3 separate regions of the Homo sapiens genome follow, and all the other regions are linked to region 3. A link is an interaction called in ENCODE POLR2A ChIA-PET data of the cell type or tissue named here. Cell type or tissue: MCF 10A. All regions are shown on one strand. Each heading gives the region's core, and the rest is flanking DNA. Links, peaks and the distances in the headings are about the cores only.

Evidence for each region. Peaks named below come from ENCODE experiments on the same cell type or tissue, not always from the same donor. Only the 100,000 strongest peaks of a DNase experiment are listed, where the experiment ranks them.
Region 1: POLR2A ChIA-PET joins it to region 3 with 5 read pairs; 4 of 35 experiments call an interaction of 5 or more read pairs at or near these places.
Region 2: POLR2A ChIA-PET joins it to region 3 with 5 read pairs; 2 of 35 experiments call an interaction of 5 or more read pairs at or near these places.

What each region holds. Positions count from the first base shown.
Region 1 is chr9:130,789,570-130,799,950 of GRCh38, forward strand. The region is part of intron 2 of LOC124902288 (a long non-coding RNA gene); the gene reads right to left. It also overlaps a transcript of ABL1 not described here. Among named protein-coding and RNA genes, the nearest start is that of ABL1, 40 kb to the right of the region's middle. In MCF 10A, for the core only: no CTCF peak of the experiment used is centred there; a DNase peak (open chromatin) is centred at 5,072.
Region 2 is chr9:130,712,644-130,723,024 of GRCh38, forward strand. It overlaps LOC128092248, which reads left to right and starts at 983. Exons shown (of 1, transcript NM_001414901.1): 1 at 983-1,081. The coding sequence starts at 983. The coding sequence ends at 1,081. It also overlaps a transcript of ABL1 not described here. RefSeq lists an enhancer at 1-430 and a silencer at 68-707. In MCF 10A, for the core only: no CTCF peak of the experiment used is centred there; no DNase peak of the experiment used is centred there.
Region 3 is chr9:130,958,122-130,968,502 of GRCh38, forward strand. No RefSeq gene overlaps it. Among named protein-coding and RNA genes, the nearest start is that of FIBCD1-AS1, 23 kb to the left of the region's middle. RefSeq lists a silencer at 2,468-2,642 and enhancers at 4,355-4,942, 4,943-5,529. In MCF 10A, for the core only: no CTCF peak of the experiment used is centred there; a DNase peak (open chromatin) is centred at 4,650.

The DNA.
Region 1 (10,381 bases), core at 2,868-7,867, 170 kb before region 3:
AAGAGTCAGTAGAAACAATAGTTGTTCCTGACAATTTCAGATATTGGAAATATTGAATATAGACTATAAGTTAATTTACTACCTTTGGGGAAGCAAAAGAAGGAATTGAAAATATGAGGAAAGAGAGAGATACATCAAAAACAACCAGGCAGTTTTATTTTTAAAAATCAAATATAATGTTCAGAAGTAAAAAGCATAATCATTGAGATAAAAAATTTATGGATTGGTTAAATGTTAGAATAGAAACAGCAGAAACCAGAATTAGTGAACTAGAAGATAAGTCTGAAGAAATAACACAGACTGAAGCTAATAGAAACAAAGGGATGTAAACCACGAGAGGCTCAGAGATATAGTGAGAAGGTCCAACTTATGTCTAATTGGAGTTCCAGAAGAAGATACTACAGGGAATGGCAAAGAGAGAATATTGAAACAGATAATGAGTGAGAATCTTCACAATTGATGAACAACAGGCCTTTGTCTGTCATTTGTGGAAGCTAGCACAACAGTTTAAACGGAGGCCCATAGGCCATGTCTAAATATTTAAAAGTTACAAATGTGACAGACTGTGAAATAAAATATGTCTATACTCCTACCTTGACAAATATGTCTCTCTGATACTCTAGAAGATGAGGTTTAAATGTAGAGTTCTTGAACTCCACAGAGCTCTATGCTGGCACATAGCAGCACAGAGTGAGCCAGACCTTCGCCTGTGGCCCCCACCCTTTTGTCTTTCTTCCCGCAGCTTTATCCATGCTGTGAGGGGCCTCATGCACACATGTGTACATACTTCAGCCTGCATATCTAAGCTGTGTTCACGCTCCTCACAAGCATGCTTGTAGGTGGCAACTCTGGCCTATGCCCGTATGCTGGTGCATTCTACTTTCTTTCATTTTTATTTTATTTATTTATTTATTTATTTATTTATTTATTTAGAGACAGGGTTTCATTCTGTTGGCCAGGCTGGAGTGCAGTGGTCTGATCATAGCTCATTACAGCCTTGAACTTCTGGACTCATGCAGTCCTCCTGAGTAGTTGGGACTACATTAATTACCACACCTAGTATTTTTTTTTTATTTTTATTTTTTGTAGCAACAGGGTCTCGCTGTGCTGCCCAGGCTGGGTTTGAACTCATGGCCTCAAACACTCTTTCTGCCTCAGCGTCCCAAAGTGCTGGGATTACAAGCATGAGCCACTGTGTCGGGCCAGCATTCCACTTTGATAATAGACCTGTGGAAAAGGCCCATGCAAGTCCTGAATGTGGGCATGGATTCAATTAAGTAGGGAATTCCAGGATCCTGGATACCTAGAATATGGTGATCAGACTCAGGGTGGGTGCATCTCCTTGGGCCTTCAGGCCCCTTGCCCTGTGGGGAGAGGTGGAGTCTTTTAAATTATAGAATCTAGGGTAGGGGCCTCTCTTGGAACAGGTTCTAAGGGTGGTAATGAGAGACAAAAATTCTCTGGTTCAGGAAGCCCATCAAATTCCAAAGCGGCAAAGAAGGAAAGGAAAGAAATTCATGTCTAAACATATCAGTAAACCTGTGAACCTATAGAACATCAAAACCAGAAACGATTCTTAAAAATAGGAAGAGAGAAAAGACAGATTACCTACAAAGGAACAACAATTCATATGCCAGCTGGCTTTTCTATACCAAGAGTGGAACTACTGAAACAGTGTTTTCAAAGTAGGCAGTGAAAATAACTGTTGATCTAGAATTGTGTAGCCATGAAACAGCCTTTAAATAATGAGAACGAAGTGAAATAAAGACATTAGATAAATAAAAACAAAAAGAATTTACTGCTGAGAATTCATCACTGTGATGGTTAATATTAGGTGTCAACTTGATTGGGTTGAAGGATTGTTTCTGGGTGTGTGTGTGAGGGTGTTGCCAGAGGAAACTGACATTTGAGCTGGGGGACTAGGAGAGGAAGACCCACCCTCAACGTGGGTGGGCACCATCCAGTTGGTTGCCAGTGCAGCTAGAACAAAGCAGGCAGAAGAAGGTGGGATAAGCTTGCTGAGTCTCCTGGCTTCCTTCCTTCTCCCATCCTGGATGCTTCCTCCCACTCCTCCTGCCCGTCCACATAAGACTCCAGGTTCTAAGGCCTTTGGACTCTTGGACTTGTACCAGTGGCTTGCCAGGGGCTCTTGGGCTTTTGCCACAGACTAATGGCTGCACTGTTGGCTTCCCTGGTTTTGAGGCTTTCAGACTCGGACTGAGCCACTACGAGCTCTCTTTCCCGGCTTGCAGACCTCATATCGTGGGACTTTGCCTTGTAATCATGTGAGCCAGTTCTCCCAAATAAACTCCCTTTCATATATACATATATCCTATTAGTTCTGTCCCTTTGGAGAATGCTGACTAATACCATCACTAAAGAACATCCTCAAGAAGAAGGGAAATGACACCAAGAAGGAAGGTTTAAAATTTAAGACAACATTAAGTTGATCCAGAGAGATGCATTAACTTGCCTAAAGATCACACTTGGTTCAGAACCAAGCCTAGACTTAAACCGAGACAGGATGCAAGAAAGAAATCAAGTTAACGACAGAATTTCATTTTCACCCAGGAAGTAGACACAGGGTCCCTTGGGGCTCATTTTGGGAGAAGGCCTACCTTTTTCCCAGGACACACCACCATTTACACGTCGAGTCTTACAGCCTCCAGGACTTTAAGCTTCCCACTGCTAATGTGTCATTTTTCCTTTCTCTTGCCACTGAGTTGTTTGCTCAACTAGAGGATTTTACTTTCTGCCCTTCAAGTTCACATGGTAGCTCGCATGGTAACATAAGTGAGTCTTGGCAGTGTTGCCAGGGACAGGATGACTTTAATTTCATTCCTCCTCATCTTGATGCTTTTTTTCCCTTTCCAGTTCCCATCAGCTACTTCCCTACCCCTAGTGGTCCTATGAGTCCTTCAGTTCTCCCCCTTTCTCCATGACACACCAGGAGCCATGTCAGATGTGATTTCTGACCTGGGACCCTGAATGGCACAAGGAGAAGAAGTACGGAATTGGGGGAGGGTATAAGAGGGTTTAAGATGCGTGAAAAATGTTGAGTAGGACATTTCAAGAGATAGTTCAAATAATATGGTACCTTTTGTTTACGTCACCACACTTGGCAAATTTGATCGTATGACATCTCATTTGATGTCTTTGAGATGACAGATGTTGTCCCTACTGTAGAGCTAAGATCCTCAGAGAGGTTAAATGACTTGCCTGTAATCACTAAGTTAGAAAGTGGCAGAGCCCCAGAACTACCCCATGCAGCTGCTTTCTAGTTTCTAATCAGGTGCTTTTTCACTAACACCATCTTGCCTCTACAAACTGACGGCTTACAAAATGCTACCAAAGGGTAATACTTTTTATTTTTGAGATGGATTTTCACTATTGTCACCCAGGCTGGAGTGCAATGGCACGATCTCGGCTCACTGCAGCCTCCGTCTCTGAGGTTCCAGCAATTCTATTGCCTCAGCCTCCCGAGTAGCTGGGATTACAGGTGCCCGCCACCATGCCCACCTAGTTTTTGTATTTTTAGTAGAGACGGGGTTTCATCATGTTGGCCAGACTGGTCACGAACTCCTGACCTCAGGTGATCTGCCCGCCTCAGTCTCCCAAAGTGCTGGGATTATAGGCATGAGCCACCGCGCCTGGCCAAGGGTAATACTTTTTAATCAGCCAATAAGATTCACATGGAATTTGCTTATTTTTAGTATTCCTGTCAGTATTGATGGATTTCTTTAAAAGTTTTTTCCATAGATCTATTTGCCCATCACCTCTCCAACTCCTCCAGCATCTGCCCCCTTTCTTCCGCATACATATTGTGATGTCTAACTGGGCCTTAATTATCATGAATTTTAAATTGGTGGTATCCATACTAATCAGGATTTCCTGTAATTGGAACATTCTTCACACTTTTGATATTTGCTGATTGTCCTCTCTATGCATTTTAGAAGTTTCAGACTATTTTTTCTGAGAAATAACTAGAGTCTGTGCAAGCTGTGTCGTACATTTTGACTGCAATTTTAGTACTGAGTGTTGCTTGCTTGAAAAGAGGCAGGTAAACCAAGTTATTGAGTGCAGTTTCAAACACAAGCCACCACTGTTCCATAGATCAGGGGTCCCCAATCCCCAGGCCACAGACTGGTCATGGTCTGTGGCCTGTTAGGAACCAGGCCGTATAGCAGGTGGTGAGCGGCAGGTAAGCAATGAAGCTTCATCTGTATTTACAGCCGCTCCCCATAGTACTCATTACTGCCTGAGCTCCGCCTCCTGTCAGATCAGTGGCGGCATTAGTTTCTCATAGGAGCATGAAATCTATTGTGAACAGTACATGCGATGGATCCAGGTTGCGTGCTCCTAGTGAGAATCTAATGCCTGAGGATCTCTCATTGTCTCTTATCACTCCCAGATAGGACTGTCTAGTTGCAGGAAAACAAGCTCAGGGCTCCCACTGATTCTACATTACAGTGGGTTGTATAATTATTATATATTACAATGTAATAATAATATAAATAAAGTGCACAATAAATGTAATGCACTTGAATCATCCCAGAACCACCCCTCAGTGGCCCCATCCCCAGTCTGTGGAAAAATTGTCTTCCACAAAAGCAGTTCCTGGTGCCAAAAGGGTTGGGGACTGTTGCCATTGGATCATGACACATTACTATCTTGTTGAATTAAACGTTGCAAACTGCAACGTTTGTAACTGCCAGTAGGCAGTTTTTATTTTATTTTTCATTTTTTATTTATTTTTTTACCTGTGAGCCCACATCCATAAAGTTAGCAGACTATGTCATAGTCAAGAGACTTTGCTTTATGAACTAGCTGATTTAGTTTGCTCACAAGCTTTGAAAGAGTCTTTTTTTAAAGGCCAAGTTTAAGACACCTTAGACCATAGAAATATGTGTATTTCCTGGCCATTCGATCATTTGAAGGCCAGATTTTATCAAAACAAATGAATCACTGTTTCTCCTTCCTTCATCATTCCCTAATTGGTTTCCAAAATAAAATGATTAGTGGCTGCATTTCTCAACTGCATTGTTTTGATTACAGTCTTACTGGCTGTATTGGGTGAGACATTGGGAAATGCTTTCATAACTGGTGATCACTGTTGACGGGGTTCCCTGACTTCATAAAGGCCCAGATTATGTTACCCCGAGAAAGTCTTTGAAGGAGCAAGCTCTTTCTTATGCTTTTGTTATTAAGTTAGGGAAAATGACTTTAAATAATGGAACCTTAGTTACAATGTAGGTTCCACTCTTCTTGAGATTTGTGTTACTTTTTAGACATGACAAAAGTGTGCATTTTAGAGTTCCTCTTACCCCAGGAACAATGGACTCACTTGGCTTTCAAAAGGGCAGAATATACTGAGTATTTCTGACTGCAGGTTTCTTCTTTCTGGTACCCTCAAAAATACACCATAAATAGTAGATTAATCTCCCTTTTGCTGTCCGTGAGTCCCTTCCCGTTTCTTCAGCACTGCTTGATATGACTGGTATGGAGGCCTAAAGCTGGCTGGCCTAGTTAGTGTTACCCAAGTGGTTTCTTGTGAGCATCCATTTGCATGCAGTTGGGCCTTTTGTCCATTGGTGAACTGCTCCTTGCCTTGAGGTCCTGTAGCTAGTTTGCCACTGAGTATTTCCTTCAAAAAACAGGAAGGATGCCCTGATATTATGAAGTGGGTGGTTTTAGAATTCCACTTCAGATGGCACTGACCTTTCCTTAATACAGCTGGTTTCACTTAATACATTTTGTTTAAACAAAGCCTGTTCCTGGAAGTGGTTCCAGAATAGTCTGTTCCTTGTAGCTGTTCCTTTGCTCTTAATTTTAAAAGTGTTTTCCCGACAGTATCATATGTGCTCGCACGACAGATTAGAAACTTCTGCTTGAAGTCATCACACTTATGAATTACGTTGTGTCCAGTTATGATATATTGATGATTGTATTCAGTAGCTTGAAGGTTTAAGTGATAACTTTATTTTGCAAAACTGACCACATTCTTTTGTTGCTTAGGTGTCTCCCCTTTAAGGGATTCTGATGTCTAGCAGTCTCAATGGACAAAACAGATAAAAGAGAGAATGAGTATTTTTCACTTTGTAAACATGAACAATTCTTAACAAAAAAGCCAGAGCTGGACTAATTAAATAATCAACATGTTTTAAAGTGGGATAGACATTTCTATTTTAGGTATGATACCACAATATTTAAATTTTAGGAAAGACTGGATAGAAATATAAAATAAGATACTAGTAGTCCTGCTCTGACTTTTCTAAAACAAGTTTATATTACTTTATTTAAAAATGTTTATGAGAGTGCCTTTTAAAAATAGGGATTTATAGGCTGGGCGCGGTGGCTCATGCCTCTAATCCCAGCATTTTGGGAGGCCGAGGCTGGCGGATCACCTGAGGTCGGAGTTCGAGGCTAAAACCCTGTCTCTACCAAAAATACAAAGTTAGCTGGGTGTGGTGGCATATGCCTGTAATCCCAGCTACTCGGGAGGCTGAGGCAGGAGAATTGCTTGAACCTGGGAGGTAGAGGTTGCAGTGAGCCAAGATAGTGCCACTGCACTCCAGCCTGGGTCACGGAGTGAGACTCCGTCTCAAAAAAATAATAATAAGATAAAAAATAGGGATTTATAAAACATATATGCAACTCATTAAGAACTTTTTGGCTGGCCACCATAGCTCATGCCTATAATCCCAGCATTTTGGGAGGCCGAGGCAAGTGGATTGCTTGAGCCCAGGAGTTCAAGACCAGCTTGGGCAACATAGCGAAACCTCATCTCTACAAAAAGCTGGGCATGGTGGTGCGTTCCTGTTATCCCAGCTACTTGGAAGGCTGAGGCACAAAAATCACTTAAATCTGAGAGGTGGAGGTTGCAGTGGGCCGAGATCAATCACACCACTGCACGCTAGCCTGATGAAGGAAGGAGAAACAGTGATTCATTTGTTTTGATAAAATCTGGCCTTCAAATGATCGAATGGCCAGGAAATACACATATTTCTATGGTCTAAGGTGTCTTAAACTTGGCCTTTAAAAAAAGACTCTTTCAAAGCTTGTGAGCAAACTAAATCAGCTAGTTCATAAAGCAAAGTCTCTTGACTATGACATAGTCTGCTAACTTTATGGATGTGGGCTCACAGGTAAAAAAATAAATAAATAAACAAAAAACAATGTCTTTCTCTGCCTTTTGTTAAAAAAAAAACAAAAAAACTTTTTTTGCCTGTAATCCCAGCTACTCAGGAGGCTGCGGCAGGAGAACCACTTGAACCCGGGAGGTAGAGGTTGCGGTGAGCTGAGATCACGCCATTGCACTCCAGCCTGGGCAACAAGAGCGAAACTTCATCTCAAAAAAAAAAAAAAAAAAAAAGGCACTTTTTTTTTGGCCAGGCACAGTGGCTCACGCCTGTAATCCCAGCATTTTGGGAGGCTGAGGCGGGTGGATCACGAGATCAGGAGTTCAAGACCAGGGTGGCCAAGATGGTGAAACCTTGTCTCTACTAAAACTACAAAAATTAGCCAGGCACGGTGGCAAGCGCCTGTAATCCCAGCTACTTGGAAGGGCGAGACAGGAGAATCGCTTGAACCCAGGCGGCAAAGGTTGCGGTGAGCCGAGATCGCGCCACTGCATTCGAGCCTGGGCGACAGAGTGAGACTCCATCTCGAAAAAAAAAAAAAAAAAAAAAAAAAAAAAGAACTTTGAATAAACTTCGTTGTGTCATATTCTATCGTAAGATTTATTCTTGTCTTTGGAGAACTTAGCTTATAATTAATTATATTTTAATGAATAGGATACTTTTTGTTTGTTTTGTTTTTGTTTTGAGACAAGTACTCGCTCTATTGCCCAGGCTAGAGTGCAGTAGCATGGTCTTAGCTCACTGCAACTTCTGCCTCCCAGGTTCAAGCGATTCTCGTGCCTCAGCCTCCCCAGTAGCTGGTACTACAGGCGTGTGCCGCCATGCTTAGCTAATTTTCATATTTTTAGTAGAGGCAGGGTTTTGCCATGTTGACCAGGCTTGTCTCGAACTCCTAGCCTCAAGTGATCCGCCCTCCTCAGCCTCCCAAAGTGCTGAGATTACAAGTCACCACGCCTGGCTTCCGTATTTAAGTATTAGGTGGTGACTCCATACAAAATATTTAACAGCTTGCTGGTTAACATTTAAATCTTTGTTGCTAAGACCTTTTCTATGTTTGACAGTTATTCCAAACACGTTCCATATAGGAATAGTTTGCCAAATAGAAGAACACGGGATATTCTTCTCCCATGGCTGATGTGTTGTGATTCTAGGTGCATATTTCTGTTTCCAAGAACACGGACCTGTTCTCAAGTTCAAACACTGCATCAAGAGACTGTGCCCCATGTCTTTTCACTTTTTTCCCTCTCTCTTTCTCTCCCCTTCCCCTCCTTGATTTAATTTCTTCAGCAGGTCAGAATTGATACAGCTTCCAGAAGAAATAGTAGAAGTAGGCAAAAGATTAGTTTTTAATTCTTGTTCTGTCAAATACTTTTTGATTGAAATTGTTTTTATTACAAAGGTAGCATTTGCTTTTTGAAAAACAAAATAAGAAAAATCTTTTTAATCACTTCACTATTAAGTTTGTTGAATATTCCCTCATAACTTTTTCTCCTGGCTTTTTGAGTATTTGAGACATTTCTTTCCACATTGCAGTTTTGAAACATTCTACCCCACACTCATACATGAAAGTGAAGGCTCTGCTTCTCAGAGTACAGTTTAATTTACTTTGTGGACATCATTAACAAAAGGCAGAGAAAGACATTGGACCATACTAATTGTGGGACTTAGAAAAGCTATATTAGTGATGGTTATTAAGTATCGCTTGCAGTGGAGTCTGTAACATATTCCTATGAAGTTAATCTAACTACTGAGATAGTGGGAGTGCAGAGGAGGCATGCTGTGAGATGGAGTGGTATTTTCCAGCATGGCTTTTCTGTTTCTTGAAAACCCTACAGCACTTTGCCATGGTTTCTCATCTGGATGAAATAAAGCACCTGTACCTTAGTATGTCCTGCCATGCCTTTGTATGGCATACTTGGCTTTGTTCTCCAGGCCTCTTCCCACAGTAACAACGGATTCTTTAGGAATTGGAAGGGGGGGCCGGGCATGGTGACTCACGCCTGTAATCCTGGGACTTTGGGAGGCTGAGGCGGGTGGATCACGAGGTCAGGAGTTTGAGACCAACCTGGCCAATATGGTGAAACCCTGTCTCTACTAAAAATACAAAAAAGAATTAGCTGGGTGTGGTGGGGCATGCCTGTAGTCCCAGCTACTCGGGAGGCTGAGGCAGAAGAATTGCTTGAACCCAGGAGGCGGAGGTTGCAGTGAGCTAAGATCGTGCCACTGCACTCCAGCCTGGGTGGCAGAGACTCCGTCTCAAAAAAAAAAAAAAAAAAGAATTGGAAGGGAATGGAGGAAGCAAGGTGGTTAAACAAAAATCATCTTTACACACACCACCCACTCTATGATGTATATGAGTTCAGAAGAGCACTTTGCTTTATCCTTAATAGAAATATCTGTAAAGCCAGGGGAGTCATAAAGCTGTAGGCTAAGTAAGGTGCCATGAGAAAAGGAGGCTTCACTTACGCCAGTATTTGGAGCAGCGTTTGGCCTCTTGGAGGTGTTTGCACCCATCGGAGATGCTCCATAGTGAGATTTAGGATAAGTGCAAGGTGAGCTTTGCTTTTGTAAAATGCATGAAGTGTGACCACGAAAGGGCCATGGGAAAGAATTATTGATGGGTTACAGGTGCATCGTTTCAGGCAGATTGACACTAGGAAAGAGCAAAGAGCAGGTAGAGGTTTGACAGTTTACTCCTTTAAAGTAATCCATGTCCAATAACCCATGGAAAGTCTTCATGTACTTCTAAGGGGTAGACATACCCTAGTCTAGGTGCTAATCTAGGTTCTATCATGTGTTAGCTGTGACCCTGGGCAAATAACTTTATCCTATGGCCTCAATTTCATCTTGCAAAAAAATACGGATTAGATAATGGCACTTCCTTAAAAGGTTTGATGGGATTTCAATGGAATATTGCATAGAAAGTGCTTGAGGCATTGTAAGTACACAGTAAGTGAAGTGTTGACCATTATTAATATCATGATGATAAAGTGTGTAACTTATTTTATAAGTACCATATAATTGAAATTTGCCAATAGTAACTCCTCGGAGACTTCCAGGGAACTCTGTCAATCAAAAAAAGCTTTGTGTAATAATGGACGCTACCTTGACAGAGTGTGTTAGTCAAGAGAGGATACTTATTTATAAATTTTGGGATATTTATACTTTTTTTTTTTTCTTTAGAGATGGAGTCTTGCTCTGTCGCCAAGGCTAGAGTGCAGTGGCGCAATCTCGGCTCACTG
Region 2 (10,381 bases), core at 2,037-7,036, 250 kb before region 3:
CAGGAGTCTTGGTGCAGGCGGACTCGGGCGCGTGCCATGGGACCACAACTCCCGGCACGCACCGCGGACTGCGCCGAACACGGTTGGCTGGGAGATCCAACCCTACTGCTCCCACCGGCCAATGGGACGGAGGAAAGAGGCCTGACCCGGATTCTCGGAGGCCAATGGCAATACAGAGGAGGCGGGTGCTTCCTTACCACTCACCTTGCGCTCAGAGAAGCCACATTTAAAAGGTCGTGCCGGGCCGGGCTTTCGCAGGCAGTGGGACCAGAGCCGGGAGGGGCGGCGGTGTCCCGGGAAAGCGGCTCTTGGGGCATCCGGGTCCCCTCGAGGCGGGCTCCGGACGTCGCCGTGGGCGGGGCCGAGGGCGGGGCCTGGCCTCGTTGTGGAGCGGCTCGTAATCCATCATGGCGGCCGCGGGGTTTGGTGTCTGTGCCTGAGCAGCGCTGGAGCCGGAGCCGGTTCCCGGGTCCTGCGGCTGAGGAGCCCCTCCGCTGTCCACGGCCCCTACCGGCGGGGGGCGGCTGGGTCCCTCGGCGGAGCTCGGGAGATGTGACTGCCTGAGGGCGGTGGTGGTGTCAGCGTCCGGGGCCGGGGGAGGGGGTGTCTCGGGCAGAGACCCCCGGGCTTGGGGCAGCTGAGGCGGCCGGGCCTCCTCTACACGGGGCCCGCCTTCCGCTGTCTGGGCCGCGAGAGTCCTTCGTCCCTTACAGCCCCGCCCCGGCTTTGGGACACTGCGGGTGGTCTGTTTCCCCCAGCTTGGGACACCCCGTTTTCTGAGGCGTGGAAGAGCGTCGCCCCGGAGTAAGCTGCCCGTGCCGCGCCCCGACAGCTTCCCTCAGCCCCAAGCCGCCCCTTATTCCGGATCCCGGCCCCAACTTTGGCCACGGAGCCTCCCATTCAAATCCCTCCCTTGCTGTCAAGGGGTCTCCCCTTCCCCCAAGGTGGCTCCCGCGAGCCTCTAATGCCCTGACTTCTTCCAATGTCACCTACGGCCCCCTTAGTCTCAGCTCAGCCAAAAACTTTAATGCAAAGGAAAAGTCTGGATTGGTTCCACAGGCCTTTTAAAAAGCGGACTTAAAAGTTGCTGGCAATGCATTCCTTTTCGTCAGAGTCGAGGGCAAACTCGCTGAAATCTGGGTGACCCGTGTCCTTTTCCGGAGAGCAAAGCAGAGAAGCGAGAGCGGCCACTAGTTCGGCAGGAAATTTGTTGGAAGATGAAGAAGCTAAGATAGGGGGTTGGTGACTTCCACAGGAAAAGTTCTGGAGGAGTAGCCAAAGACCATCAGCGTTTCCTTTATGTGTGAGAATTGAAATGACTAGCATTATTGACCCTTTTCAGCATCCCCTGTGAATATTTCTGTTTAGGTTTTTCTTCTTGAAAAGAAATTGTTATTCAGCCCGTTTAAAACAAATCAAGAAACTTTTGGGTAACATTGCAATTACATGAAATTGATAACCGCGAAAATAATTGGAACTCCTGCTTGCAAGTGTCAACCTAAAAAAAGTGCTTCCTTTTGTTATGGAAGATGTCTTTCTGTGATTGACTTCAATTGCTGACTTGTGGAGATGCAGCGAATGTGAAATCCCACGTATATGCCATTTCCCTCTACGCTCGCTGACCGTTCTGGAAGATCTTGAACCCTCTTCTGGAAAGGGGTACCTATTATTACTTTATGGGGCAGCAGCCTGGAAAAGTACTTGGGGACCAAAGAAGGCCAAGCTTGCCTGCCCTGCATTTTATCAAAGGAGCAGGGAAGAAGGAATCATCGAGGCATGGGGGTCCACACTGCAATGTTTTTGTGGAACATGGTGAGTGCTTTTCAAAATTTCTGCTCATGGTTTTCCTCATGCATTCATCTTAGGCCTTCAAGGAACTTTGAACAACAGTACTTGCGACAGTTCCTTCCAATTCCACTTAATAAATTTGTTACTGTAGTTATCTCTTAGTGGAACTTTCTTTGTATAAGAAAAAGTTACTTCGTGACTTCGGCTTTATTCAAAATCTATTTGAGTTGCTTATTTCTTGCCTGATTCCTCTGCTAATTCACTGTTGACCTTGGACAAGCCACTTTACTGTTCCAGGGCTTTAGTTTCCTGAGGGGCTGGACTTCAGTGGTTTCTTAGGGTCCCTGGTTCTATGATTCTGCTCTAACCGAAGTCGTGGGCTCTTCTGACAAGCATGGATTCTTTACTGCTTTGTCTACAGAGAGCTTTTATCATATTCTCAAAGTGGTTTGTGTTCCTGAGAAAGTTAAGAATCATAGATACTGGTTGACGCTAATATCCTTGACCTTTTCCTTCGTAAGTAGGACTTGAAAATACTCACTTTGGAGCCATGTGGGAAAAATCAAGTGGGGAAGCAGCATTCCTTGTGAATTTTAGATAGACAGCTTCTGTCTTACCTTCCATAAGGAGTAATCTCTTCCTCGTTGATGAAGCTTTCATCCTGTCTTCTCCCTGTTTAGAATGATATTTGGGCCAATAAAGGTTATCTGTGACATTTTTATGAACATATTTGGCATTTGAATGCTGCCCGTACATTTTATGTTGTTCATGTCCAGTAATTCTGTGCGAAGTTAAAGCTAAGGGTCGGCTTACACTGATGTCTATAACCAGTTAATTAGGGTTACTGTTTGTACTGTTGCAGCCTGACATTTTTTGGATTGTGTCCTTTATATTAAAAAATCAGTTGAGCCCACCTATCCTATAAGCAAACGTATGAAGTGTGCCAGTGGCTTATACTTTGAAATTCATTCAGAAATACCCCAACATTGGGTGACTGCAGTCAACAAAGGCTTCTGTTGGATGAACTTGCATTTGACAGCTGAAGTTTTACTTTCTTACGGGAAAATATTCACTTCATCTAAATAAATCCGGGTGCTTGGATTTTACTTTGCCTTGAAACATTAGTTCTATTTTAGCTTTGTTTTTAGGCAGGCAAATATGGTAATGTGTTGTTATGATGGTTCCCAAATTCAGGATTTAAAAAGTGAATTATTTACATTTTAACTAGTGATGATCATGCACCTTACATAGTGAAAATTGGAACAGACTTTTTGGAGAGCTTTGGCGGAACTTATCAGAATTTGAAATGTACGTGCCAATGACCCAGTAATCCCATTCTGGGAAGCTAGTAGAGAAAGCAGTGTAGTTCCCTGTGTGTCCCTGATATCTCTTCAGGGGTTGAGAGGCTAAAACTATTTTCTTGTTAATAGAGTACCAAGGTCTTGTCTCTTTTGCTGTGTTGACGTTTGCAGTAATGGTACAAAAGTAAAGCAGGTGTCTTAGCATGATTCAGGGTTGTGGCACCTAACTATACTTGTAGTCATTGCATTCTTCATGACGTGCACTCACAGTTAAACAAACTAAATATATATATACACACACACACACACATATATATCCACTTTTCACTGAAAAATGTCCTTTTTTTTTTTTTTTTTTTTTTTTTTTTTTTTGAGTCAGAGTCTCTGTGTGTCACCCAGGCTGGAGTGCAGGAGTGCAGTGTGGCGATCTCGGCTCACTGTAACTTCTGCCTCCTGGGTTCAAGCGATTCTCCTGCCTCAGCCTCCCAAGTAGGTGGGACTACAGGCACGCGTCACTGACGCCCGGCTAATTTTTGTATTTTTTAGTAGAGACGGGGTTTCGCCATGTTGGCCAGGCTGGTCCTGAACTCTTGACCTCAGGTGATCCACCCACCTTGGCCTCCCAAAGTGCTGGGATTACAGGAGTGAGCCACTGCGCCTGGCTAGTTTTCACTGGACAATACCTTGATGAAGCAGCAAAAATTATTAATTTTATTACATTTTGACCCTTGTGTATGTCTTCTTAATATTCTGTGGGTTAAAAAGGGGGGTATGCATCAAGCACTTCTGTACAGTAAAGTATAATGATTATCTCCAGGAAAAGCACTTTGGTGGTTGGGTTGCAAACTGAACTAGCCACTTTTTTCATGGACTGCCATTTTTACTTGAAACTATGACAAACTATGGTTATTCAGACTAAAAAGTGTATGAAGGAATCTTTCAAAGAAAACAACAGGTAGCATTTGTTGCCAATGATGAAATTTTAGCTTTCCAGTGAAAATTAGGATTTTGGAGAATTTTTTTTTTTTCCTCTTCGGGGTAGAGTTTCGCTCTTGTCGCCCGGGCTGGAGTGCTGTGGTGCAATCTCGGCTCACTGCAACCTCTGCCTCCCGGGTTCAAGCGATTCTCCTGCCTCAGCCTCCCAAGTAGCTGGGATTACAGGTGTGCACCACCATGCCTGGCTAATGGAGAATTTTTATCTGCCTCTGTGATATAGAGATTGGTGGTAATATTTACAGATGCCATATTTTAATATCTTATAATGAAATGTATTATTTGGAAGATCTACATAAATCAGTAAATCAATATTTTCTTTTTTGTTCGTTTTTGCGACAGAGTCTTGCTGTGTTGTCTAGGCTGGAGTGTAGTGGCATGATCTCGGCTCACTACAACCTCCACCTCCCAGGTTTAAGCAATTCTCGTGCCTCAGCCTCCTGAGTAGCTGGGATTACAGGCATGCACCACCACAAGTGAATAATTTTTGTATTTTTAGTAGAGATGGAGTTTCACCATGTTAGCCAGGCTGGTCTTGAACTCCTGACTTCAAATGATCTGGCCACCTCAGCCTCCCAAAATGCTGGGATTACAGGTGTGAGCCACCGTGCCCAGCCAAACCATTATTTTCTAAATGATCAATGCATGATATAAAATCATGCACAGGTTAAAGATCCATTCAAAGTGCAAAATGGAGGCCAGGTGCTGTGGCTCGTGCTTGTAATCCCAGCACTTTGGGAGGCCGAGGCAGGTGGATCACCTGAGGTCAGGAGTTCGAACCCAGCTGTGCAATCTAGTGAGATCTTACCTCTACAGAAATTTAAAAAATTAGCCAAGCTCCCACTGGAGCCAAAGAGTCGAGGCTGCGGTGAGCCATGAACACAGCACTGCATTCCAATTTGGGCAATAGAGGGAGACCGTGTCTCTGGGGGGTAAAAAAAAAAAAAAATACAGTTCATTGGTAGAGTTTCTTAAAGGCAGCCAGCCTTTAAGAAATTCCTGGCTAGGCCGGGCACAGTGGCTCACGCCTGTAATCCCAGCACTTTGGGAGGCCGAAGTGGGCAGATCACCTGAGGTCGGGAGTTCAGGACCAGCCTGACTAACATGGAGAAACCCTGTCTCTACCAAAAGTAAAAAATTAGCCGGGCGTGGTGGCACATGCCTCTAATCCCAGCTACTCAGGAGGCTGAGGCAGGAGAATTGCTTGAACCCCGGAGCGGAGGTTGCATTGAGACGAGATCACGCCATTGCACTCCAGCCTGGGCAACAAGAGCGAAACTCTTGTCTCAAAAAAAAAAAAAGAAATTCCTGGCTGGGTGTGGTGGCTCACGCCTGTAATCCGAGCACTTTGGGAGGATGAGGCAGGCGGATCACTTGAGGTCAGTAGTTCGAAACTGGCCTGGCCAACGTGATGAAACCCCGTCTGTACTAAAAATACAAAAATTAGATGGGCGTGGTGGCATGCACCTGTAATCTCAGCTACTCAGGAGGCTGAGGCAGGAGAATATCTTGAGCCCCGGGGGAAGAGGTTGCAGTGACCTGAGATCGCACCACTGCACTTCAGCCTGGGTAACAGAATGAGACTCTGTCTCAAAAAAAAAAAAAAAAAAAAGAAACTACCATTTACCATGTTTTGATGTAGCATCAAAGAACAATATCTACGGTTATCTAGAAAGTCTGTTTTGGGGGGAGAAAACAGTTATTTTCCAGTAATAAAAATATTTGTTTTTAAATGAATAATTATGTTTTTAAATTTCAGTATTCATTTCTAATGTGGTAACTATTGATGAGATAACCTACACAAACTAAGCCTCTTAGGGGCCTTCGGTTATTTTTCAAGAGTGTGACAAGGGCCTGAGATTAAAAAGTTTGAGGCCAGGCACTGTGGCTTATGCCTGTAATTTCACACTTTGGGAGGCCAAAGGCAGGTGGATTGCTTGAGCCCAGGAGTTCAAGATCATCCTGGGCAACATAAGAAGACCCTGTCTCTACAACAAGAACAAAAGAAATTAGCCAGACGTGTTATCACACCTGTGTTCCCAGCTACTTGAGTGGCTGAGGTGGGAGGGTCACTTGAGCTCGGGAGGCCAATGCTGCAGTGAGCCATGATCACGCCACTGCACTGCAGCCTGGGTAACAGAGCAAGACCCCATCTCAAAACAAAGTTTGAGAACTGTTGCTATGGAAAGTCTATCAAGAAGGCACATAGGGATGTTTGTTGCTGAAGTACTAACACTGAATGATGTCTGTGTTGTGGTGAGTAGAAAAAAAGCAATTTGAAAATCATTATTTATGGTATGGCCCCATTTTTGTAAAACAAAAATATCTGTTTATTTGTGTATGTCCAGGAAAAAAAAGTATGGAAGGATTTTACACCGAAATTTTTATCTCTAGGGACTTGGAGCTTTAGGTGGAATCGGAGAAAACTTTCTCTTTTTGGTTTGTGTGATGTTCCAAGTGTCTTTTTACAACAAACTTGGGTTATCTTATAATACGAAAAATTCGAAGATTTAAAAACTGAGGCCAGGCACGGTGGCTCATGCCTATAATCCCAGCACTTTGGGAGGTTGACACATGTGGATCACCTGAGGTCAGGAGTTTGAGACCAGCTTGACCAAGAAGGTAAAACCCTGTCTCTACTAAAAATACAAAAATTAGCTGGGCGTGGTTGCAGGTGCCTGTAGTCCCAGCTACTCGGGAGGCTGAGACAGGAGAGTTGCTTAGACCCAGGAGGTCGAGGTTGCAACGAGCTGAGATTGCACGCCACTGCACTCCCAGCCTGGGCGACGGAGTGAGACTCCATCTCAAAATAAATAAATAAATAAAAATAAAAACTGAATTGATGACAGCCCAACCTGTCACTTTTTTCAGATCCCTTTTTATGAAAGAATTTGCTTAAGTTGTGTCTGAAGACAAACCAATTTCTTTGGACCCTGGGTATTCTTTTTCTAAGGGAATACCATGTTATTTTGTGTTACAGATTGTTTGCGATCTTTCATAGGCTGATCTTTCTAGAGTTGGTTAATATCCATGTAGGTTAGATTGAAAAACTTGAATTCAGAAATGTACGGTGTTGGAGCAGACATGGATCTGGAAGCCAAGAATAGCGTTGGTGTTGTTGTTGATGGTGAATCTGAAAGAGTGGGCAGATGGCAACTTTTTGCCAGAATCATTCAGGGTCAAAGGGCTAGTCATATTTACAAGGGAAAAGAGGAAACCATGTTATTAAATATTTCATGCACCATATGTTCCTTTCAAATTTCAGTGGCTTGACTAAGAAAATTCACTTTTGGGAGAGTTGGTACAACAATTGAAAGCACTTAGTAGTCAACTTTTTCCTTAGTGTTTCCTTCTTCCTTCAACAAACATTTATTTTATTGAGCACAGACTATGACAGGTCGTGTTGTAGTCACTGATGATATATTTGTAAACAAAACAATCCCTGCCCTCCTAGAACTTACATTCTAGTGGGAGGAGACACATCATAAATAAGCTAAGTAAATAAAATACAGATATGTTAGTGATATGTGCTGAGGAGAAGAATAACATAGAGAAGGGGACAGGGAATGGGGTAGGAGGTGTAATTTTAGTTAGGGTGGCTAGAGAGGCCTGACTGAGAGGGCGGCATTTGATTAAAGACCCGAAGGAGGAAGATGAGCAGCAGGCCCTGTTGAAATATGTGAAAGAATTTCAGGCCGAGGGAACCAGGATGCAGAAACCTGAGGCAGAGCTTGCTAGTTTCAAGGAGCAGCCTAGAGGCCACTGCACCAGAGCAAAGAGCAAAAGGAGAGATGCAGGAGGTAAAATGGAGGGTGGGAAGAGAATGGCTGAAGGAGAGGGTGGCCTTATTGGCCCATTTCAAGGATTTTGACTTTGATTCATATGATGTGGGAAGGCCTTGGAGAATTTTCCGAGGGGACTATACTATCTGATGTATGTTTCAGTATGAAATAGAATCTCTCTGGCTGCTATGATCTGAAGGAGGACAAGGGAGCAGGGATTCCACGGGGGCATTGATTGCACAGAGCCAGGTAAGAGTGATGATGCTTGGACCAAAGTGGTGGCACTGGGTGGAGGGTCAGAACCGACAAGATTTGCTCTCGGATTAGATGTGGGATATGGGGGTGTGAGAGGGGCCAAGTGTGACTCTCAGGTTTTCGAACTGAATAACTGGAAGAATAGAGTTGCCTTTTATTGAAATGAAGGTCGAGGCTGCAGTGGTAAGCTGTGATTGCGCCACTGCACTCCAGCCTGGGCAACAGAGCAAGACCCTGTCTCAAAAAAAAAAAAAATATTTACCATCAGGTAAAACCACTTATGGTTCTCAAAACTTTATTTAAAATAATAGACACTTGATAAATCAACACTGTAGGCCGGGCGCTGTGACTCACGCCTGTCATCCCAGCACTTTAGGAGGCCAAGGCGGGCGGATCACTTGAGGTCAGGAGTTCGAGACCACCCTGGCCAACATGGTGAAACCTCGTCTCTACTAAAAATACAAAAATTAGTCGGCATGGTGGCACACACCTATAGTCCCACCTACATGGGAGGCTGAGGCAGAGGGATCACGTGAACCTGGGAAGCAGAGGTTGCAGTGAGCCAAGATCATGCCACCGCACTCCAGCCTGGGTGACAGAGCAAGGCTCTGTCTCAAAAAAACAAAACAAACACTAATTCTCATTACTCTTAAAATTATACTAAGGCCAGGTGCGGTGGCTCATGCCTGTAATCCCAGCACTTTGGGAGGCCAAGGCAGATGGATCACTTGAGCCCAGGAATTCAAGACCAGCCTGGGCAACATGGCGAAACCCCATCTCTACTAACAGTACAAAAAATTAGCTGGGCGTGGTGGTACACGCCTGTAATCCCAGCTACTCAAGAGGCTAAAGTGGGAGAATCACCTGCGCCTGGGAAGCCAAGGCTGCAGTGAGCTGTGATGGTGCTATTGCACTCCAATCTGGGTGACAGAGTGAGACCCTGTCTCAAAATAAAATAAAATAAAATTATACTAAGTATCTGTATACATTAGAAGGTGGGAGGAAGTGCAATTATTGGATCCTATAGGCATTAAAGTTAAATTTGTCAGGTTTTTTTTTGTTTTTTTTTTTTTTTTTGAGACAGAGCCTTGCTCTGTTGCCCAGACTGGAGTGCAGTGGCACAATCTCAGCTCATTGCAACCTCCACCTCCCGAGTTCAAGCGATTCTCTTTCCTGCCTCAGCCTAATTTTTTGTATTTTTATTAGAGACGGGGTTTCACCCTGTTAGCCAGGATGGTTTTGATCTCGTGACCTCATGATCTACCTGGCTCGACCTCCCAAAGTGCTGGGATTTCAGGCGTGAGCCACCGTGCCTGGCTATCCGATTCTCAAAGAGGTTATTTGGACAGGCTGGGCGTGGTGGCTCACGCCTGTAATCCCAGCACTTTGGGAGGCTGAGGCGGGTGGATCACCTGAAGTCAGGAGTTCGAGACCAGCCTGACCAACATGGTGAAACCCCATCTCTACTAAAAATACAAAAATTAGCAGGGCATGGTGGCATATGCCTGTAATCCCAGCTACTCAGGAGGCTGAGGCAGGAGAATCGCTTGAACCTGGGAGGCAGAGATTGCAGTGAGCCAAGATCACACCACTGCACTCCAGCCTGGGCAACAGAGCGAGACTCCATCTCAAAAAAAAATAAAAAGGTTATTTGGAAAGATTATATCCATCTACTTAATGCTAGGGATTGGATTGTGGCACGTGGACTGTGAAAATGCAAAATTGGAGGTATGTACTTTATTTTAGAGACAGGGTCTTGCTTTGTCACCCAGGCTGGAGTGTAGTGGCACAGTCATAGCTCACTGCAGCCTTGAACTCCTGGGCTCCAGTGATCCTCTTGCCTTAGCCTCCCAAAGCAATGGGATCGTACAGGTGAGCCATTGCACCTGGCCATGTATGTACATTTTTTATAAGCATTCAGTTGTTTCCAATAGTCTAATACATTTTGTATGGCCTTCTTATTTTTCATGAAACCTTACTACCCATTTTAAGAAATTTGTAATATAGAAGAAAACAGAAGTTTCAATTGTGGGGTAAGTAAAGAAAGATGATCAAAGATGATTTGACCAAAAGAGTTTTACTTCATTTAAATGAAGCATGTTGTCAAAGAAAATGAAAGTGGGAAAAAATGTGAAATCATTTTGTATCAGTTCAGGACAGAACCGTGCTTGTGCTTCAGATCTCCAAGTGTGAACACACTGATGTGTTGTGAAGTGTGTTGCAAATAGAAGCATTTTTTGAATGGGAGGGAGAGGGATGTGT
Region 3 (10,381 bases), core at 2,584-7,583:
TGCAGAGGTCAAAGAAGACAACAGCTTGAAGTTATTTTGCAAAAGGCTTAGTGAGGAGTCACAGACTCATGATGCTGACAGGGCAGGCGGGTGCAAGGCAGCCCAGGGGATTGGGAAGGACAGAGGCGGGAGGCACTGAGTTTCTTTGGCCGGCCTGCCACTTTGTGTCCCTGCAGAAAGGGCCAGATATGAGAGGTTAGAATGGTGCAGTGTAGGCAGGCAGACGTGGATTCTTGTCCCAGTCTTGCCATTTATTCACTGACCTTGGGCAAGTGACTTTAACTCTCTAAATCTCGGTTTCTTCATTTGTAAATGAGGATGATAATAGTAACGCAATAAGGCAAATCTCCTTAGGTGGCCACAAAGGTGCAATGAGATTAGGCACATCAACTCCACAATACAGGTATGGCACCTGCAGTGGCTCAATAAATGTTCACTGCTGTTGTTATTATCATCACCGCTATCATCACCACCACTACCATCACCACCAGCACCACCACCATCACCATCACCACCTCCAACACCACCACCACCACCACCACCATCACCACCATCACCACCACTGTCATCACCATCACCACCACCACCGCCATCACCACCACCACCACCACCGCCATCACCACCACCACCGCCATCACCATCACCACCACCACCACCACCACCACCATCACCATCACCATCACCAGAACCACCACCATCACCATCACCACAACCACCACCATCACCATCACCACCTCCAACACCACCACCACCACCACCACCATCACCACCATCACCACCACTGTCACCACCACCACCACCACCATCACTGCCATCACCATCACTTCCACCACTTCCATCACTGTCACCACCTCGACCATCATCACCACCACCATCACCATTATACCATCACTACCACCATCACTATCACCACCACTCCTCACATCAGCACTGTGACTACCATCCCAGCACTACCAGCGTGACCACCATCACCTTCACTAGCACACCTCCCACTACTTTTACTCAAGGGCCCTCCTTCCCCCTCTTGCACCCTGACCCCATTCTCCCCTAGACCCTCAGGGACTCCTCGGGGCCTGGGCTGAATCTGAATGGGGCCTTGAGCCATGCAAGGAGTGGAAACTCCCCACCTGCCCACAGGGCCCAGTGTCTGTCAGTTTCTTGATGACCAGGTTCCAAAGCCATCTAGCTCGGGCCCACCCTTTGGGGCCTGCTCACAAAGCACCTGCCTAATTTAGTCCCAGATTTGCCTCTGGTACCCCCTACCTATCACTCTGCCAGCCCCCCTGCATCCCGATATCCCCATAAATTATTGATGTCAGAAGTGCAAGGCTTATAAGGAGCTGGACGGGATAAACTGGTCAGCTCCAGCCCCAAAGGTGCCCATGGGTCTCAGGCAAGCAGGGGCCACCTGGGAGGACCCAAGGGAGAGGGGGTGGGACTGGGCACTGTTGGATATGGTTTGGCCAGGAACCCAGGAATCCTGCCCTAGAGCCTGGACACCCCATCCTTTGAGGTCCCAGAGGGAGATTGGTTCTAGGGATGATGATGGTGAATGGAAGGTGAAGTAGAATTTGACTCTGTCCAACTCTGGAAGTTTTCATGTAGAGTTTCATCTAGCCTGGAACAACTCAGGTCTAAACTGCCCAGACCAAGATGGCGTGTGAGGGAGCTCGTCCGACCCCCTAGGTGCCCACCAGGAAAAAGAAGTCAGTTCTCACCAGAGGCCCCAAGAGAACCAGGACAATGTAGGGTCGGCTTTGCCCTCCTACCTGAGGCCGGTATCTGGACAACCCACCCAGGTTTTCATGGGAGGAGGGGGGGCTCTCAAACCTGGAGAAGGAAGACTGGGAGAGCTGTGGTCATCTGCTCCGGCAGGTCCATGCACAGTGACCGCCCTCCATCAAGGCAGCCCCATCCAGAACCTGGGATCAGTTCACACCTGCTGAGCAGCTTCCTTCGTGCCCCTGATGAGGACAGTGGAGGTGAGGGTCTTTCAACTCCTCCCTCCAGAAGCCAGCAACTGGGACCTTGCCCTGGAACTTTCTTTCAGCTCACATGATTGCTGGGAAGGACTCATGCCGAGCTGAGGAGCAGGTGGCTGAGGCCAGGATGGGCTCTGCCGCCCGCATGTATGGGTGCCGTCAGACCTGTCCTATTGCCTGTCCCCCCAGACACTGAATGGGAATCTCCTACCCCTAGAATCATTAAATCACCAAGGTTCAGCACCAGAGAATCTTGAATCGTGAAATCACAACCCCCCGCAAGATGTTTGGGAGAATGTTTTTGTCAAAAAAGAGAGATAACAAATGGCAAACGAAGTAGAAAATGTTTCCCAAACGTGAGGACGGCTGATTTCTTTGTGCCGCCTTGGATGATGGGTGCGGGGTGCCTGGTAGGGGTGGAAACTGAAGGGGGTTGGAGAGACATTGCAAAGCTGCCAGGACACCTGCTTCTTCTCGAGCAAGAACCCAGAGACATGACTAGCTACTCCAGATGTCACCAACCCCCTCCGCCTTCTCATACTAACTTCCATCCCTGCTGATAGGTCCCCACAAGCCTGGGGCTCGGCTGTGACCAAGAAGAGCACCCTTAGCCCCCACACCCAGCCCAGCTACACTTTCCCCATCTGTGAAATGAGGTGTCTGGATTCGACTGTGGTTGGAATACTCTGTTCAAATGTGACTTCATACAGAACCACCCCCGTCCCAAGGGTTGGGAGGTGGTTATTGAAGGGCCCAGGGCACCCTGCTGGCCTCCCATTCCCCCTCCAGCAGCCCCTGCCTTCAGCCCCCGCAGAACCTGAGACTGCAGAACACATCTTCAAATCCCTGACCCAGATGGATGCTCTGTGGATTAACATCCCAAACTTCTGCACATCGGGGAGGCCTCCCTTCTCACACAACAGATTGACATTGGCCCATTCCAACTGGGCCCAGGCTCCTGGCCAGCCTCGCCGGCGATTCTGACTGGGCCCAGGACAGCTGAGCCAGGGTCCCCAGACATCAAGGGGGGTGGGGGGATGCAACTAGAGTAAGGGGATGTGTCTCTTGAAGGAAGGGGCTCTTCCGAGGATGGACCCTGGGACACTTGGGGCTCCATAGTGCTGCTTTGGGGTCCAGGGACCAGGCCTTGACCCAATGCAGGTCCTCAATCAAGGGCAATTGGACAAATGGCACCAAGTGGGGGTGGCCAATCTCATGCGTCCCTGCTGACGCTGGTGGTGCAGGGAGTCCTGAGGCAGAAGGGGGCCGGCATCCCTGGGCACTGGGAGTGTCAGTGGGGCTTATATCTGGGTTGGGACAGGGGTGAGTGGGAGGGATTTGGTCTCGTTTCAGAGAGAACCAGGAACCCACTGACAGATTTTAAATGGGAGCCCCACGTGATCAGATGGTACTTGGAAGTTCACTCTGATCCTGAAGGGAAATGGATCGAGGGGTTGGCTGGGGCTGCACAGAGGCCAGGAGAGGTGATGTGGCTTGGACCAGGGTTGGGAGGAGGATGACAAAGTCAGCAGGGCCTAAGGGCTAGAAACATGTTTAGGAGAGACAGGCTTCAAGGAGAGCCCCTCGGCGAGTGTCTGGTCCGGGCCTTTTGACAATGGGATGCTATTCACCTCAGCAGGGAAGCTTGGGTGAGGACCAGGCGTTTGGGGTAGATCTGAAGCTCCATATTGGATGTATTGAGCTGTGGGGGAGCCCTGGAACACCCCATGGGGGAAGTTGAGGAGGAAGTAAGACACCCAGAAGTGAAATACAGTATGGCTGGGCTACAGGCAAAGGCTGGGCTGCAGGGACAGGTTGTGCTGCAGGTACAAGCTATGGGGACAAGTTGTGCAGCAGGTACAGGCTACAGGGACAGGCTGTGCTGCAAGTAGAGGCTACAGGTACAGGGTGTGCTGTAGGGACAGGTTGTGCTGTAGGGACAGGTTGTGCTGTAGGGTCAGATTGTGTTGTAGGGACAGCCTACAGGGATGCACTGTGCATAGTCTATACATCACAGGTAACTGAGGATGAATGGGTCAGTGCTGAGACCAGGACAAGGCATGGGGCTGAGTCTTGGGGACCTGCCACTTGAGAATTCTAGGTCACCGCCATCCTTCACCAGGCCAAGATGAAGCATGAGAGGAAAAGCTTCCTCTGCTTCACGGCCTGTGAAGACATCAATAAGGACTGGCGGGCTCCTTATGAGAAACACTTGGAGACCCCAGAAATATCAGGGGTGAGCTGAGAGTAGGCTGTGGTCCCAAGGTCATGTCAATGGGGGTGGGGGAGCAGTGAAACAACGGCCATGCAGTTCCTGTTGCTGTGTCAGAGCTCACAGCCAGCAGGCCTGGACCTCTGGACTCAGGTGTGTCCACGGCAGCCCTTCCAAGATGCCCTGATTCAAAGAATGCGGGATCTCCGAGTCTCAGGCAGTTATTTTGGAGTCAATGACAGGGACCCATCTTATCCCATCTCTGTGCACCCCCACTCCCAGGATGTCCCCATCTGACCTTCCACTCCAGCTGTGGCTCCTGACATAGGTTGGGGAACAGAGGGACTGAGGGAGGAGGGGGCAGGCCTCCCATTCTGTCCAACAGAGGCTTCCTGGAATGGGGCAGGCAGACTGAGTCACATCCCTGTGACTCACGTGGCCCGTCAGACATTCTCATAATATTAATAATGAAAGGGCAGCTCCCTCGGAGACCGCAGGCCCACACTTGGCTCTGGCAAGAGCTTGGAATGCCAAGTTTTCCTAGGGACGCCACCAGACAGATGAGGGAGCACCGGCTGCAGTGGGCAGGGCAGCTTTCGCGGCAGCATGCCCCCGCCCCGGGGGGCTGTCTGGGATGTCTTTAAGGATGCTTTGTTAAGCCCCATTAAATATGCATCAGCCCCCATTAAACTTTAATGTCCCACTTATAGGTGTCACATTTTTCACCTCCTCCTGGGATGGGAGCCACGGAGAACTGACGTCTGGCACTTGGGGACCCAGGCAGGGGCTGGGCTGTGAGCAGCCTGGCAGTGCGTCCCTCGGCCAGCACCCAGGCCTAGGGCAAGGGCCGTGGGAGATTGTGCCCCTGCGGCGTGCGGTGTCTCATGCCCCAAACCTCACCACTCCCCTCCCCAAGGCTGGAGAGCTCCACCATGATAGTCGGAAAACTGTCAAGAACCAGACAGTAAATGTTTTAGACTCTGCATATGCATCTTTGATTTCCTTTTTACAACCCTTTAAAAATGCGAACACCATTCTTAGCTCACTCTATTAAAGAAAAAAAAATGATTCAATGGCACTTGTTAGGAGACATGGTTAGGAAAACTTTATTCAGAATCATCAAGGACCATGGCAAGGGAGCCTGAGGCTTGGGGGATTGGGCTCAACTCCAAACACAGCCTGGACAAGTGGAGATTAATAGCCGAGGAGCAGGGTGCGGGGCGGGGGGGCGGGGGGTCAGCGAGTGAAAAATCCCCACGAGGAAACATTAGAGGAAAGGAGGATTCTGCCTAAACCAGCCCAGCAGGATTCTTGCTGATGGGCCAGGGGATCAGATCACCTCGGGGATGGTGGAGGATGAGGAGCCTGATCGGATATCCAGTTTAGGGGTTCTGACCACACTGATTTAGCAGGGTTCTTTGCTAAAACTGGATTTTACAAGGAAGTGCACAGATGGGCCTAGGCCGGGCACGGTGGCTCACACCTGTAATCCCAGCACTTTGGGAAGTCGAAGCAGGCGGATCACCTGACGTCAGGAGTTCATAGACCAGCCTGACCAACATGGTGAAGCCCCGTCTCTACTAAAAATACAAAAAATAGCTGGGCATGGTGGTGAGCGCCTGTAATCCCAGCTACTCAGGAGGCTGAGGCAGGAGAATCGCTCAAGCCTAGGAGGTGGAGGTTGCAGTGAGCCGAGATCGCATCACTGCACTCCAGCCTGGGCAATGGAGCAAGACTCCATAACTCTTTCAGAGTTACCATTTGACCCAGCAATTCCGCTCCCAAGTATATGCCCAAGAGAATGAAACCTGACATTCACACATGGTCCAGTACACACACATCTCATTTTATTGTGTGATTTTTACAAGTTGAAGGTTTGTGGCAACTCTGTGTCAAGCATGTCTATCGGTGCCATTTTTCCAACAGCGTGTGCTCACTTCATGTCTCTATGTCGCATTTTGGTAATTCTTGCAACATTTCAACCTTTTTAAAGTTTTTATTTATTTTTTATTTTATTTTATTTTATTACAGACCATCTTGTTTTGTTACCAATGATGGAGTGTGGTCATGCAGTCATAGCTCATTGTAGCCTTGAGTTCCTCGGATCGTGGAATCCTCCCTTCTCAACCCTTTGAGTAGCCAGGAAGACAGGTATGCACCACCATGACCTGTTCATTTTTTTATCTTTATTTTTGTAGAGATTGGGGTGGGGTCCCACTATGTTTCCCAGGCTGGTCTTGAACTCCTGACCCTGAGTGATCTTCCTGCCTCAGCCTTCCAAAGTGCTGGGGTTACAGGTGTCACCTGGCCCATCAGACTTTTTCATTCTTATTATATCTGCTATGGCGACCTGTGATCAGTGGTCTTTGATGTTACTACTGTAACATCAGTAGTAACAATTACAGTAAACAATTGTTTAGTGGCACCACTAACTGCACCCGTATATGTCAGCATATTTAAATGATAAATGCTGTTTGTGTTGGTACTGCTCTACCGACCAGCCCTCCTGATCTTTCTCTCTCTCCTCGGGCCTCCCTATTCCCTAAGATACAATAATATTGAAAGTAGGCTAATTAACAACCCTATAATGGCCTCTAAGAGTTCAAATGACGGCCAGGCGCAGTGGCTCACGCCTGTAATCCCAGCACTTTGGGAGGCCGAGGTGGGCAGATCACCTGAGGTCGGGAGTTCAAGACCAGCCTGACCAACATGGAGAAACCCTGTCTCTACTAAAAATACAAAATTAGCCAGGCGTGGTGGTGCATCCCCGTAATCCCAGCTACTTGGGAGGCTGAGGCAGGAGAATCTCTTGAACCAGGGAGGCGGAGGTTGTGGTGAGCTGAGATCTTGCCATTGCACTCCAGCCTGGGCAACAAGAACAAAACTCTATCTCAAAAAAAAAAAAAAGAGTTCAAGTGAAAGGAAGGGTCCCAGGTCTCTCCCTTTACATCAAAAGCTAGGCTTGATTAAGCTTAATGAGGAAGGCGTGTCAAAAGTCAAGACAGGCCCGAAGCAAGGCCTCTTGTGCTAAACAGCCAAGCTGTGAATGCAAAGGAAAAATTCTTGAAGGAAATTGAAAGTGCTACTCCAGGGAACACACAAATGAAAAGAAAAGTGAAACAGCCTTATTGCTGATACGGAGAAAGTTTCAGTGGTCTGGATAGCAGATCAAATCAGCCATAACATCTTAAGCCAAAACCTAATCTAAAGCAAGACCCTAACTCTCTTCAATTCTGTGAAGGCCGAGACAGGTGAAGAAGCTGCAGAAGAAAAGTTGGAAGCTAGCACAGGTTGGGTGATGAGGTTTAAGGAAAGAAGCCCTCTCCATAATACAAAAATGCAAGGAGAAGCTGCAGCAAGTCGTTTAGAAGATCTAGCTAAGATCATTGATGAAGGTGGCTGCACTAAACGCTAGGTTTTCCATGTAAGTGAAACAGCCCTCTGTTGGAAGATGTCATCTAGGACTTTCATAGCTAGAGGGAAGTCAATGCCTGGCAAAGCTTCAAAGGACAGGCTGACCCTTGTTAGGGGATAATGTAGCTGGTGACTCTAAGTTGAAGCCAATGGTCATTGACCATTGCAAAAATCCTGGGGCCCTTAAGACTTATGCCAAGTCAACTCGGTCTGTGCTCTATAAATAGAAAACAAAGGCCGGGCACAGTGGCTCACGCCAGTAATCCCAGCACTTTGGGAGGCCGAGGAGGGTGGATCACAAGGTCAGGAGGGGATAGATACCATCCTGGCTGACACGGTGAAACCCCGTCTCTACTAAAAATACAAAAAAAAAATCAGCCGGGCGTGGTGGCGGGCGCCTGTAGTCCCAGCTACTCGGGAGGCTGAGGCAGGAGAATGGCGTGAACCCGGGAGGGGGAGCTTGTAGTGAGCCGAGATCGGGCCACTGCACTCCAGCCTGGTGACAGAGCGAGACTTTGTCTCAAAAATAATAATAATAAAATAATAAAATAATTTTAAAAAAGAAAAAGCCTGAATGATAGCAAATCTGTTTATAGCATAGCTTACTGAATATTCTAACCCCACTGTTGAGATCCAACACTCAGAAAAAAAGATTCCTTTTTAAAATCTTACTGCTCATTGACCATGCACCTGGTCACCCAAGAGCTCTGATGGAGATGTACAAGGAGGTTGATGTTGTTTTCATGCCTGCGAACCTGGCATCCATTCTGCAGCCCGTGGATCAACGGGTAATTTCTACTTTCGAGTCAGCTTATTTAAGAATATATTTCATAAGGCTACAGCTGCCACAGACAGTGATTCCTCTGATGGATCTGGTCAGAGTAAATTGAAAACCTGGGAAGATTCACCACTATAGACACCATTAAGAACATTCGTGATTCATGGGAGGACGCCAAAATATCAACATTCACAGGAGTTTGTAAGAAGTTGATTCCAACTCTCATGGAAGACTTTGAGAAGTTCAAGACTTCAGTGGAGCAGCCGGGTGCGATGGCTCACACCTGTAATCCCAGCACTTTCGGAGGCTGAGGCAGGTATATCACTTGAGGCCAGGAGTTCAAGACCAGCCTGGCCAACATGGTAAAACCCTGTCTCTACTCAAAATACAAAAAATTAGCCAGGGGTAGCAGCACATGCCTGTAATCCCACCTACTTGGGAGGCTGAGGCACGAGAACTGCTTGAACCTTCAGAGGCAGAGGTTGCAGTGAGCCAAGATGGCGCCACTGCACTCCAGCCTGAGCAACAGAGTGAGACTATCTCAAAAAAACAAAAAAACAAACAACAACAACAAAAACAAAGAAAAACCCAAAAACCAACCAAACAACAAACCTCCTCTGGGCGCGGTGGCTCACACCTGTAATCCCAGCACTTTGGGAGGCTGAGTCGAGCAGATCACCTGAGGGCGGGAGTTCGAGACCAGCCTGACTAACACGTAAAAACCCCGTCTCTACTAAAAATACAAAATTAGCCGGGCGTGGTGGTGCATGCCTGTAATCCCAACTACTCGGGAGGCTGAAGCAGGAGAATTGCTTGAACCTGGGAGGTGGGGGTTGTGGTGAGCCGAGACGGTGCCATTGCACTCCAGCCTGGGCAAAAAGAGTGAAACTCCATCTCAAAAACAAAACAAAACAAAAAACCCAAAGATTTCAGTGGAGGAAGTCACTGCACATGTAGCGGAAATAGCAAGAGAACTAGAATTAGATGTGGAGCCTGAAGATAGGGCTGAATTGCTTCAATCTCATGATCAAACTTGAATGTGAGGAGTTGCTTTTTATGGATGAGCAAAGACAGTTGTTTTTTGAGATGGAATCTAGGCCTGGTGAAGATGCTGTGAACATCGTTGAAATGACAACAAAGGATTTCGAATATTTCATAAATTTAGTTGATAAAGCAGCAGCGGGAAAAGGATCGACTCCAATTTTGAAAGACGTTCTACTGTGGATAAAATGCTATCAAACAGCATCATATGCTACAGAGAAGTCTTTTGTGAAAGGAAGCCTCAATCGATGCGGCAAACTTCACTGTTGTCTGATTTTAAGACATTGCCACAGCTACCCCAACCTTCAGTAACCACCACCCTGATCAGTCAGCAGTCACCAACATCAGGGCCAGACTTTCCACCGGAAAACCGATGGCGACTTGGTGAAAGTTCAGATGATCATTAGCACTTTTTAGCAATAAAATATTTTTAATTAGGGTATGTACATTTTTTAGACATAATGCTATTGCATACTTAGTAGATTACAGTGTCATGTAAGCTTGACTTTTTTTTTTTGTTTTTAGAGAGAGTCTTGCTCTGTCACACAGGCTGGAGTGTGGTGGTGCAATCTCAGCTCACTGCAACCTCCGCCTCCTGGGTTCAAGTGATTCTCCTGCCTCAGCTTCCTGAGTAGCTGGGATTACAGGCGTGCACCACCACGCCCAGCTAATTTTTGTATTTTTAGTAGAGACAGGGTTTCACCATGTTGGCCAGGCTTATCTCCAACTCCTGACCTCGTGATCCACCCATCTCGGCCTCCCAGAGTGCTGGAATTACAGGTGTGAGCCACTGCGCCTGGCCAAGCTTAACTTTTATATGCACTGAGAAACCAAAAATATTGTGTAACTCCCTTTATTGTGATATTTGCTTCATTGTAGTGGTCTGGAATGAAACCTGTAATATATCCAAGCTATGCCTGTATACGAATGATAATAGCTGCATTGTTCTCAATC